Regions from separate parts of the Homo sapiens genome. Here region 2 is linked to region 1. The links are chromatin loops, found by intact Hi-C in ENCODE. Cell type or tissue: HCT116. All regions are shown on one strand.

Region 1 (5,000 bases):
TTTAAAACCACTGGACTGGACAAGGTGACCAGGGAGAGTGAAGGAGGGCACAGCCAAGCCCGTAGTCCAGCCGCCTGCAGAGGCCAGTGGGTGGGGTGAGCCTGGACTGAGAAGGATCTGCCGGCTAGGTTGAAAGAAAATCAAAAGTTAAAGCCATGGAACCACAAGAGGAAAGTGTTTCTAGAAGGTGACAGTGAGCAGCTTATGAATGACCAGCACAGTGTCCCCTGCCACAGCAATGGAGGTCCCTGGAGACCTCGCCAGGCTAGCCACCGTGGGTTGGCGGGAGTGGAAGTCGGCTTGGGATGAGCTGAGGACCCCGTGGAGGTCAGGATGTGAGGCCGGGAGTGGAACCCCCTCTTTTGAGAAGGTTGCCTGACTCAGAGACACAGAAACGGGTCCAGGGATGGGGAGAGATGTGGAGTGAGGGAAGGTTTGCATTTGAGAAAGGAAGTTCGAGAACACACTGGGACATTGTAACACATTTGAACCATCTTCTGATAGAAAGGTGTTGGCCTCCTAATAATGGGAGGTCAGGGCCAGGTCCTCGGGCATAGGGAGAGGGTCCGGAGAATGCTGCAGACCCCTGCCCACTGCCCACGGTCTCCGCTCCCTGCACCTGCCTCTGATGGTGCAGCTCTGATTCCGTGTCTCTCCTCATTGCAGATTTATGAAGGTGCCTACCATGTTCTCCACAAGGAGCTTCCTGAAGTCACCAACTCCGTCTTCCATGAAATAAACATGTGGGTCTCTCAAAGGACAGCCACGGCAGGAACTGCGTCCCCACCCTGAATGCATTGGCCGGTGCCCGGCTCATGGTCTGGGGGATGCAGGCAGGGGAAGGGCAGAGATGGCTTCTCAGATATGGCTTGCCAAAAAAAAAAAAAAAAAAAAATCAGAAATTGGAGAAATCCTTAGCACAATTTTCTAAAAAATAACAGACATTTTTGTTATACATTAGACTATCAGACACTGGACCTACCTTAATGGTTAGACACTTTATGCAAAAAAAGAGAAAGGTCCCAGGTGATTTTCCACAAAGAATGTGCTAAAATGTCCACTGAAAACAAAGCCAAGCCTCTGCCCTGCCTCTCCCAGCTCCCACAAGGGTTCCAGGAATTCCTGGTGTTCCCAGGACACCAGACTGCAATAACTGGAGGCGCCTCCTTCCTGCCCACCCTTCGCTCACGCCCCAGCGCCCTCTCTGACCAGCCTCCGCTTGGTGGCCTTCCTCTGGCCGTGTGATGAGGTGGTTGCTGTCTCCATAGGGGCCAGCTCCCCAGGGCAGACTCACGTGCCCCTCTGAGGCTCAGAAAATGCCCAGCCCTTCCTCAAAATGAGCAGCCACCCATGACTTTGTGGGCTCCTTGTTAGCCTGAGACCAGGCTTTGCAGAGGGGCGGGGGGTGAGGCTTAGCCCAGAAGGAGAACTGAGCAGGAAACCAAGGCTCTTCTCTGTCCCCTGCCCTTCCCCTCCTGCCAGGGGGAGGCTCAGGTTGGTCCCCGAGTGCCGCCTGTACTCACAAAGGCTGCCTTTCCTCTAGAGTCACTAATTTTACCTGATGCTATGAGAGAATCATATTGAAGATGAAATGTCTAATATATAATGTATATTTTAAAGCAGAGACTATTTTGGTGGATAGGTGGGAGGGAGCAAGGGGAGTTTGAGGGAATCAGAGCTTGATGCTACTGTACAGAACTGGACAGGTTGGGCCGGCAGTGGTGGGGCCAGAGGGCTCTGTGCTCTAGGAGCTAAGCCAGCAGCCCCCGAGAGGGGACTTGGCTGGGCCTTTCCTATGGGCAAGGCCCAGTGCTCTTCCTGCCCACCAGGGACCATGGAGCAGTGGCACCCTATGGGGCTATGATCCCTAGGCCTGGGCCTGGGCCTGCCTATGGCCCAGAGCTACCCTGGGAGTGTCAGTGCTAGCAGCACAGCTACCTCTGGTGGCAGGAGAAGAGAGGCCCAGCACAGCAGCAGGCCAGGCCTTCCTGTCCAGGTCTGCATGGAGCACTCGGTGACCCAGAGCAGGGACTGGAGGCACCCCCAGCCCTGCCCCAGGCCACAGCAGGACAGGCCGGGACAGGCCTCACCCAAGGCCAAGGCTGGCATCAGCCAATCATTCAGAGCTGAGGCCCTGGGCCTAGCCTGCCCTTCTCAGGTGCCAATACCACCCCAGCCCTGCCCTTGGCCTCACTTTTTCCCAGCAATAAGTGGGGTTCACCACCCGCCTCGGGAATACTTTCCCCTTCTAAATGGGACTTGCTGTTACCTCAGGAGGCTCCTTAGTGCAAATATGACCCTGGTCAGGGCTTTGCCACCGTTGAAGCCCTGCAGAAGGTGCAATGTAGGGGTTCTGGGGCCACAGAGGAGAGGCCACTTCCCACCAGGACCCCCAACATGAAGTCTAGGCCTCAGGGGCTCCCGCCCTTCTTCCTCCAGCAGCGGGAACTGCCACTGCTCTCCCAGGCCCTGTTCTGGAGGCTAACCTTGGTTCCTGGAGAGTGTGCCCCTCCACCCTCCCTCCAGCAGCCCTGATCACACCATGAGAGCCAGGAACGGGTCACCCTGCTGAAGATCACTCTGTGCCCTGGGGGAGGAGCCAAGCCCTCACCCCACAAGGGGCAGGTGGGGGCTTGGTTGCTGACCCGGCCCAAGTCCCCACAGAGCACCTTCTGTAGCTCCAGCTTGTCTCCCTGGCTTCTCTTTGAAGGAGAAAAATGTAAAATATGCACTGAGAAAGCCAGCCCCGCCTGCTTAGTCAGCCCCGGCAGCAGGGCAGCCATGGGAACTCAGGAAAAGCAGGAACCCTTTCCAAAAGCCCAGAGATGCCCTGGGCTCAGATCTGTAATTCTCCCAGGAGCTGTGATAGAGCAGGCCACACAAAGTCCCTACGCCTCCCTGCTGCCTCCCCCAGATGCATGTGGTGGCATCACCATTCCCCAAATTGAATATCAGCATGCGGCCTGACCAGGGACTCTTTAGATGCATGAATTTATTTATATGAAGGCTCTCACAGAGACACACACAGCACTTCAGTAGCATTTGCATTCCTGGTTAAAGAATCACCAATATTTAAAATAAAAACTTTCCTGAAATTGGGACTGTCATGTTATCCAGAAGGGCTGGTACATCCGCCCACCATGTCCCCCTGCTGGGTCAGGAGCCAACACAGGACCCTGCGTGTGAGCGTGCCTGACATCTCACGCACGGCCACTCCAGAGCCGGTCCCTGTCCTTGGAAAGCTGTGAAGCCTTGCGTTGAGTTCCTTCTCGATACTGACGGCTCCGTGCTGACATTCTGAGCTCTGGAGTCACACCAGCGCAGGGGCGTGGAGGAACTGAGGTTTGGAAGGAATGCCAGGTCTCGCACAGCTTGGCCTCGAGAAGGTGAGAGGAAGGCAAAGGCCAGGGAGGGGACCCAGAGAGGCCTGGCACACAAGGCCCAAGCACCACCGTCAACACAGCCCAGTCCATACAGAAATGGGTTTCATGCCTGAAAAGCTTTTTACAGAAAGATGCCGCCTGTAGCCAGTGACAGCCGCAACCCTACAGGCCTCAGTTCCTTGCAGAGGTGAGGGGTAGAGAGTCAGCCTCCCTCCCTTCCAGCAGCGACCCAGCTTCCCTCCACTTCCAGGTGGTGCTGGGCTCACCGAGGGAGCACTGGTGGGTGCTCTGAAAACCCACAGGATCCCACCTCCAGGCCCACCTGGGTCCCATCTCACTCTCTTCTTCTTTCACCAATTGCTAACATAGACCTTGTTGGGATCACGATGGCTTCACAAGCCAGCTGTTGGGTTTGCTATGTCACTGTGGCTCAGTCACATCCCTGCGTGTATACTGTCTGCGGGGCACATATGTATCCATTTAGAGCTAAAGGAATCAGTGTACACTACAGCTAATCCTAATAAATCCGATGTTTTCGGAATGGCGTCTGTCTGTCCATCACAGTAGCCTCTGACCCTGGATGGCAATCTTCCTTGCTGAGAGCACAGCAGGCCCTTTTTTAGACAGGCTGATCCCTGCCTGAGCCATGCCTGTCACCTGATACCAACTCCAGCAGTGCTTCCCAGCCTCCATCAGCGTGTGTGGAGTTTATCTTCTCCCATCCACGCTTGGAGCAGATTTCTAAACACACACATCCTCTCGCAGACCCTGCCCCGCCACTGGGGAGGACGGAGCCCAGGCCACCCTCCCCGTGCCAGCTTCAGGTGGCTTGTGCTTTCTCCAGGGCCCCATATAGATGCCAAACCCATCCCCACACAAGCTGGGCTCTGTCCGGACTCAGCCCTCCCTCCTCAGCATAGGGAACCCGGCCTCCTGCTGCTGGGCATCCTCCAGCCCCTCTCCATTCTATACCCACACGTGGCCCAGCCACTCTCCTCCTAAGTGTGGCCAGGATTATATGGCTTCCTTCCAGCTGCACAGCTGTCACCAGCGTCTGAGGGATGGCAGCAGCAGCCTCCTTGGCAGGCCCCGCTTTCTCTCCTGCACCCAGTCTGTTTCCACACGGAGGCGAGAGGGCTGTTAAAGTATGAGTCAGACTGTGGCCCTTCTCTGCTTAACATCCTCCGGTGACTACCATCTCACCTAAATAAAGGCCACGGTTCTTGCTGAGGCCTATAGGTGCTGGGCCTTTGGCCTCCTTGCCTCCCCTCTCCCCATCCTCCACATCCACTCAGTCCTCACCATGCCAGCCTCCTCACGGGCTGTCTTCTCAGTGAGGCCCTCCCCCAGGTGCTGCCCTGCCTTCTCCTCCTCCAGCACACTTGTTGACATCTGACATGACAGATCTTCTGCTTGTCTGCTTGGTAGCACTCTGTCCCCTCCCTTGTGAGCTGCAAAAGGGCATATCCCTGCACTACACCTCTGCCTGCTTCCCAGAGGGTCCCTGGAAAGGCCTGCCTGATAGGGCAGGGAGGGAAGGAGTGGGTGAGTGAGTGAATGAATGAGTGAGTGATGGAATGATGTGTTCTCTTTATCCTCTCTCTCAGGAGGAGCCAA
Region 2 (5,000 bases), 140 kb before region 1:
TGTCCTCATGGAAGAAGAAATTGATGGCCAAGTCGACTCTCAGGAGCATTCAACGGGAGAAAATGAGCTTTTCTGCACCCACACACATTGTTTAAGAGCTTATATTCACATTTAATACCTAGCTGTCTGGGGGCCTCTAATGACCATAGTTCCTTTCTCAACCATGCTCGTTAATGGCCCCAAATCTCCTATGCAGAAAGAATTTAAGACTTCATGGAAAAATTGCTAAAGGGTGCCAAGGTGGAAACGATTTGGGGAAAATTTTTCTACACACTTCAACAAGGTAGAATAATGGAGTCAATAAACCCTGCCATACCAACATTAAGGATATTTATGATTTCTAGTTATAGCACTGAGTACATCCTATTTGATTAATTTGATTGTTCTGTCACGTGTAAACATATCTTGTAGATATTATATATCGTGCAAAGTGCTTTTTCTTTCCCTTTTCTTCCTCCATCCAAATTTTCAGTAATTTTAAACATTTTTTGATTTAGAACTGTTGAATTCCACCTCCCAGGTCCCACAGTGATTGTAGAGATGGGATAACTCTAATGTGTGAGATGGCAAATGCAATGCACAACTTGCTGCATCAGCTAGCAACTGCTGCATAACAAGTCACCCCAACACTTAAGAGCTTAAAACAACAAACATTTATCTCATCATTCTGTGGGGCAGCAACATGGGCTGGGCTCAGCCAAGGTGGTTCTTTTGGTCTCTGCTGGGCACCCTTATGCATCTGTGGGTAGCTGCAGGTCACAAGGGCAGATCTGCTTCTGGGGATTGGTTGCTTGTCTGGTAGAGAGCCTTGGCTTCCTCCATGGGCCTCATCACTCCATCAAGCTAGTCCAGGCTGGTTTACATGACAAAGGAAAGGGTTGGGGTGAGTGAAGAAAGAGTGAGCATGTAAGGCTTCTTGATGCCTTACATCAAGAAGAACTGGCACAGTGCCATTCCCACCACACCCTGTTGGCCAGAACAAGTCAAGGCCAATGCAGATTCAAGGTATTGGAACTAGACTTCACCTCTCGATGGGAAGAGCTTCCAAGTCAGTGCAAAGAGCATGGGAACAAGCAGGCCATTTACTGGGGCCACTGATGCAACAAATCTCCACCCTTACTGAGGAGATGTTTCTCAAGCTCTGTCCTTAACTCCCAGACTCTCCAGTTTGTGTCTTGCCTCTTTAAGCAGCCTGGCTACTGGAGTCCCCGGGAAGCCAGTTACTTTCATTCCCCTGATGCCTTTGCATCTTATTGTCTCCTAGCTTGCTCTTTCTCCCTTTCTCTTCACAGGTATTTCCAGTGAAGTCCCACTCTCCTCAACCCTCAGAGGATCTCTGGAAGGCCACACAGAACCTGGGACAGGAACCAAGGCACAGGGATGGGATGGAGACTCACAATTCACTGTTAACATTTTGATTCTCATTTGAATTTTTAACACACGCATCTATCACTTAAATTAATAGTAATGAAATTTTATTGCACTCTTCTTACCAAGTGCCAGGCATTGTGCTAAGTACTTGACCAACGTTATTCCATTCAGTCCCATGAAATAGGCAATAATCTTAATTCCCATTGTTTCATATAGATATAAAGAGGGTAAGTCACATGCCCAAGATCATGTAGTTAAACATTAGCCGAGCTGGTAATTGAACCCAGGCTGTCTGCCTCAAATGCCCATAGTCCTTGCCACTGCACTCTTGCCTTTTCTGCACAGAAGATATCTTGAAAGGGTTATCTACACTTGCTGTCTCCACTTATTGTCCACTCACTTCATACATAAGCACAAGCTGGCCTCTACCCTGATTAATCCATGAACTGGGTTCTCTCCAGGGTCAAAAATGACCTTGTCATTAAGTCAATTGCACATTTCTCAGTTTGTCTTTTGCTTGACTGCTGGGAGCTATTAGACTCTTTTGGCCACATATTCTTCTTGGAATATGATGCAACTTTGGATTCTCTGCAATCACACCTTCTGGATCATCCACCTCTGTCTCTATCACCTTTGCAAACTCTTCTCCTCTTCACGATGATCTCTCCTAGGCCTGCTTATCCTTCCAGTCTACATCCCCTGAGCAATTGAATTCACTCCCATGATTTCAGTGATAATAAATGGCCGACGGCTTCCAAACCTTCGTCTCCATCTTGAGCATCCTACTGCATCTTCCATTGGCAATCAGGCCTCTCCACTTAGCTGTTCCAAGGAGAACTCAGAAAGCCTTGAATGAATTGGACATCATGCTTCTGCCCATCACCATCAAAACCTCCCCTTCTTCCTTCATGTTTCACAATTCAGAAAAGCTCCACCCAGTAAAATAAATCAGAAATCTGAGAGTTAGCATTTTTGGAGGTGGGCCAGGCAGAGTGGGCCGATAGGCAAATGCATGCACCACCTGCAGGGGGCAGCCTCCCCCCAGCCTCAGTGCAGGCTGCTGCCCGCCCAGATGGAAGCCCATATTGCCAGACCTTTGGCCTTTTACACAACCAGCATTGCTATGTGAAATGCCCTGATTTTCAGAAATTGGCTACTAATTCAACCAAATATCAATAAAGCACTGTGCAGGTCAAATCTCCTGCTGACCAGGTGCAGTATGCAGGCTGCCAGGTCACACCTCTACCTGCCCACTCTCCTGGGTCAGCACACTCTCCCCCACAGCTGCAAGGGCCATTTCCGGCCAACACCCACATCTCTGTCTCCGGTCTGACCTTCTTCTTCAGCTCTAGATCCTCAAATCCATCTGCCCCTGCAGGCACCTCATGCTCAACCCATCATCCAACACTAACAGTCCAGTGTAACCATATCCCTCTGCTCTTTGAGAAAAGCTAGGAATCTGGATTTGCATGTGAAATCACCAATTTTTAAAACTCACATTAAAAAAACCATTTCAGATATAGAAATACTTTTTAATGGGTCAGACTTAACATGAAGGCCCCCAAGCTGCCACCCCTGACTTAATACAAGCTGACTAGCCACCAGGCACCATGCTGATGTTCAGTCCATCTTAACCAAGGCCCTAGAGGGGGTATTCCTATCCACATTCCCCTGTTTCAGGTGAGGAGGCAGGCTTAGCAAAATAGAGTAACTCACCAGGAAGTAGCACCACTAGTCAGTGGAGCTTGCTTCTGAGGCTTAGGTATTTTTGCCCAACTTTATTTCCCCTTAAGTTTGATAGTACAGTCTTGCTTTTCCTCTATCATTCATTTTCAGTACCATTTCCATTCCCAACCTCCACTCCTTTCCCATTAGAAGTGGTTTATAATTGAAGTATACAACCACCCAAATTCTTGTGCAATATCACATACACTAAAACTGCTAATAAGAGAAACTCTTGGTCTTCTTACTATCTCCCGGCTTGCTCTTTCTCCTTTTCTCTTCACAGGTATTTCCAGTATGTTCTACTCTCCTCAAACCTCAGAGCATCTCTGAAGGCCACACAAGAACATTTGTGTTTTAGCCCATTCTCATGCTGCTATAAAGAAATACCTGAGACTGGGTAATTTATAAAGAAAAAAGGTTTAATTGGCTCATGATTCTGCAGGCTATACAGGAAGCATAGTGGCTTCTGCTTCTGGGAGGCCTCAGGAAACTTTCAATCATGGCAAAATGTGAAAGGAAAGCAGGCACGTCCTACACAGCCAGAGTAGGAACAAGAGAGAGAGGGAAAGGTGCTACACACTTTTAAACAACCAGATCTCACGAGAACTCACTCACTATTACCAAGACAATACCAAGGGGGATGGCACTAAACCATTCATGAGAAATCCATTCCCATGATGCATTCACCTCCCACCAGGCCCCACCTTCAACATTGGGGATTACAGTTCAAAATGAGGTTTGGTGGGGACACAGATCCAAACCATATCAACTTGTAGGGGCAGAAAGACGTCACCTTTACTTGAATTGCAACCCTTACCTTTTCATCGCAGGCTGTAGGAGCAGAGCCTGACAACCAGCACTTGTCTTGGAGATCACTGCATCTAGAATAATCCTGCCCTAGAGATCTAGGTGGACACACAGGCAAGTAGGGGCCTGGTGGCCCACTGATTTCCCTACTGAAATAAAAAGCCAGATACAAGACTTCTACATCTGCAAAGGTGGAGTGGATGTGCTTTTCCCTACTTTTCCCACTAAATATGACTAAAAACCCTGGACATTATGTATACAACCAACGTAAGAGGATGCTGAAAGGAAGAGATAAAAGGCAAACCTGCTGGGGACCTCAGGACCTGAGGAACAACATGGTGGTGAGTTCCCTGGGTTTTTTGTTTTGCCTTATACATTTGTGACTCTAGAGAAACACAGGTAAAACAAAAGGTTTAAATCAGATCCAGAGTCTGATGACATAATACAAAAATGACCAAGTTTCAATAGAAAATCATTTATCTTATCAAGAACCAGAAAGATCTAACACTGGATTAGAGAAGACAATATATACCAACAGGAAAACAAACAGATTTTTAAAGCAGTCACAATAAAAGTTCTCCAACAGGCAATTATAAACATGCCTGAAACAAATGAAAAATAAAAAGTCTTGGCAAAGGGATAGAAATTCTTAGCAAAGAAATAGAAGATATAAAGAAGAACCAAATGGAAATTTTAGAGTTGAAAAATACAATAACTGAAATAAAAAGCTCAATGGATGAGCTCAAAGGTGAAATAGAGGGAACAGTGCAATAAGCTGGAACATAGGACAATAGAAATGACTCATCTGAATAACAGAGAGAAAATAGGCTTAAAAAAAAAACCCACAAAAAAAAAACCAAAATGAACAGAGCCTTCAGGGACCTACGGAACTATAAGAAAAGCTCAAATATTCATGTCATCAGAGTCCAAAAGGAGAAGAGAAAAGAGGATGAGGCTGAAAAAGTACTCAAATAAGTAATGGCTGAAAATGTCTCAAATTTGGCAGGAGACAAAAAAAAACTATAAATAAAAAAGCTGAATGAATTCCAAATAAAATATACCCAAAGAAACCCATACCAAGAAACATCATAGTCAAA

Evidence for each region. A loop is a pair of places that touch in the nucleus more often than their neighbours do. Peaks named below come from ENCODE experiments on the same cell type or tissue, not always from the same donor. Only the 100,000 strongest peaks of a DNase experiment are listed, where the experiment ranks them.
Region 2: a loop joins it to region 1, with 9 times the contacts of the local background. A loop is called at or near these places in 76 of 110 quality-filtered maps.

Annotation. Positions count from the first base shown.
Region 1 is chr3:127,687,990-127,692,989 of GRCh38, reverse strand. MGLL (monoglyceride lipase) reads left to right here. Exons shown (of 8, transcript NM_007283.7): 8 at 667-3,924. The coding sequence ends at 792. Among named protein-coding and RNA genes, the nearest start is that of ABTB1, 18 kb to the right of the region's middle. RefSeq lists enhancers at 2,777-3,282, 3,283-3,788. In HCT116, a CTCF peak has its summit at 1,964 (motif pointing left); a DNase peak (open chromatin) is centred at 1,909; H3K4me3 peaks cover 632 bases; H3K27ac peaks cover 680 bases.
Region 2 is chr3:127,829,425-127,834,424 of GRCh38, reverse strand. LOC107986129 (a long non-coding RNA gene) reads left to right here. Exons shown (of 5, transcript XR_001740896.2): 5 at 1,293-2,130. Among named protein-coding and RNA genes, the nearest start is that of MGLL, 9.4 kb to the right of the region's middle. In HCT116, a CTCF peak has its summit at 2,389 (motif pointing right); no DNase peak of the experiment used is centred here.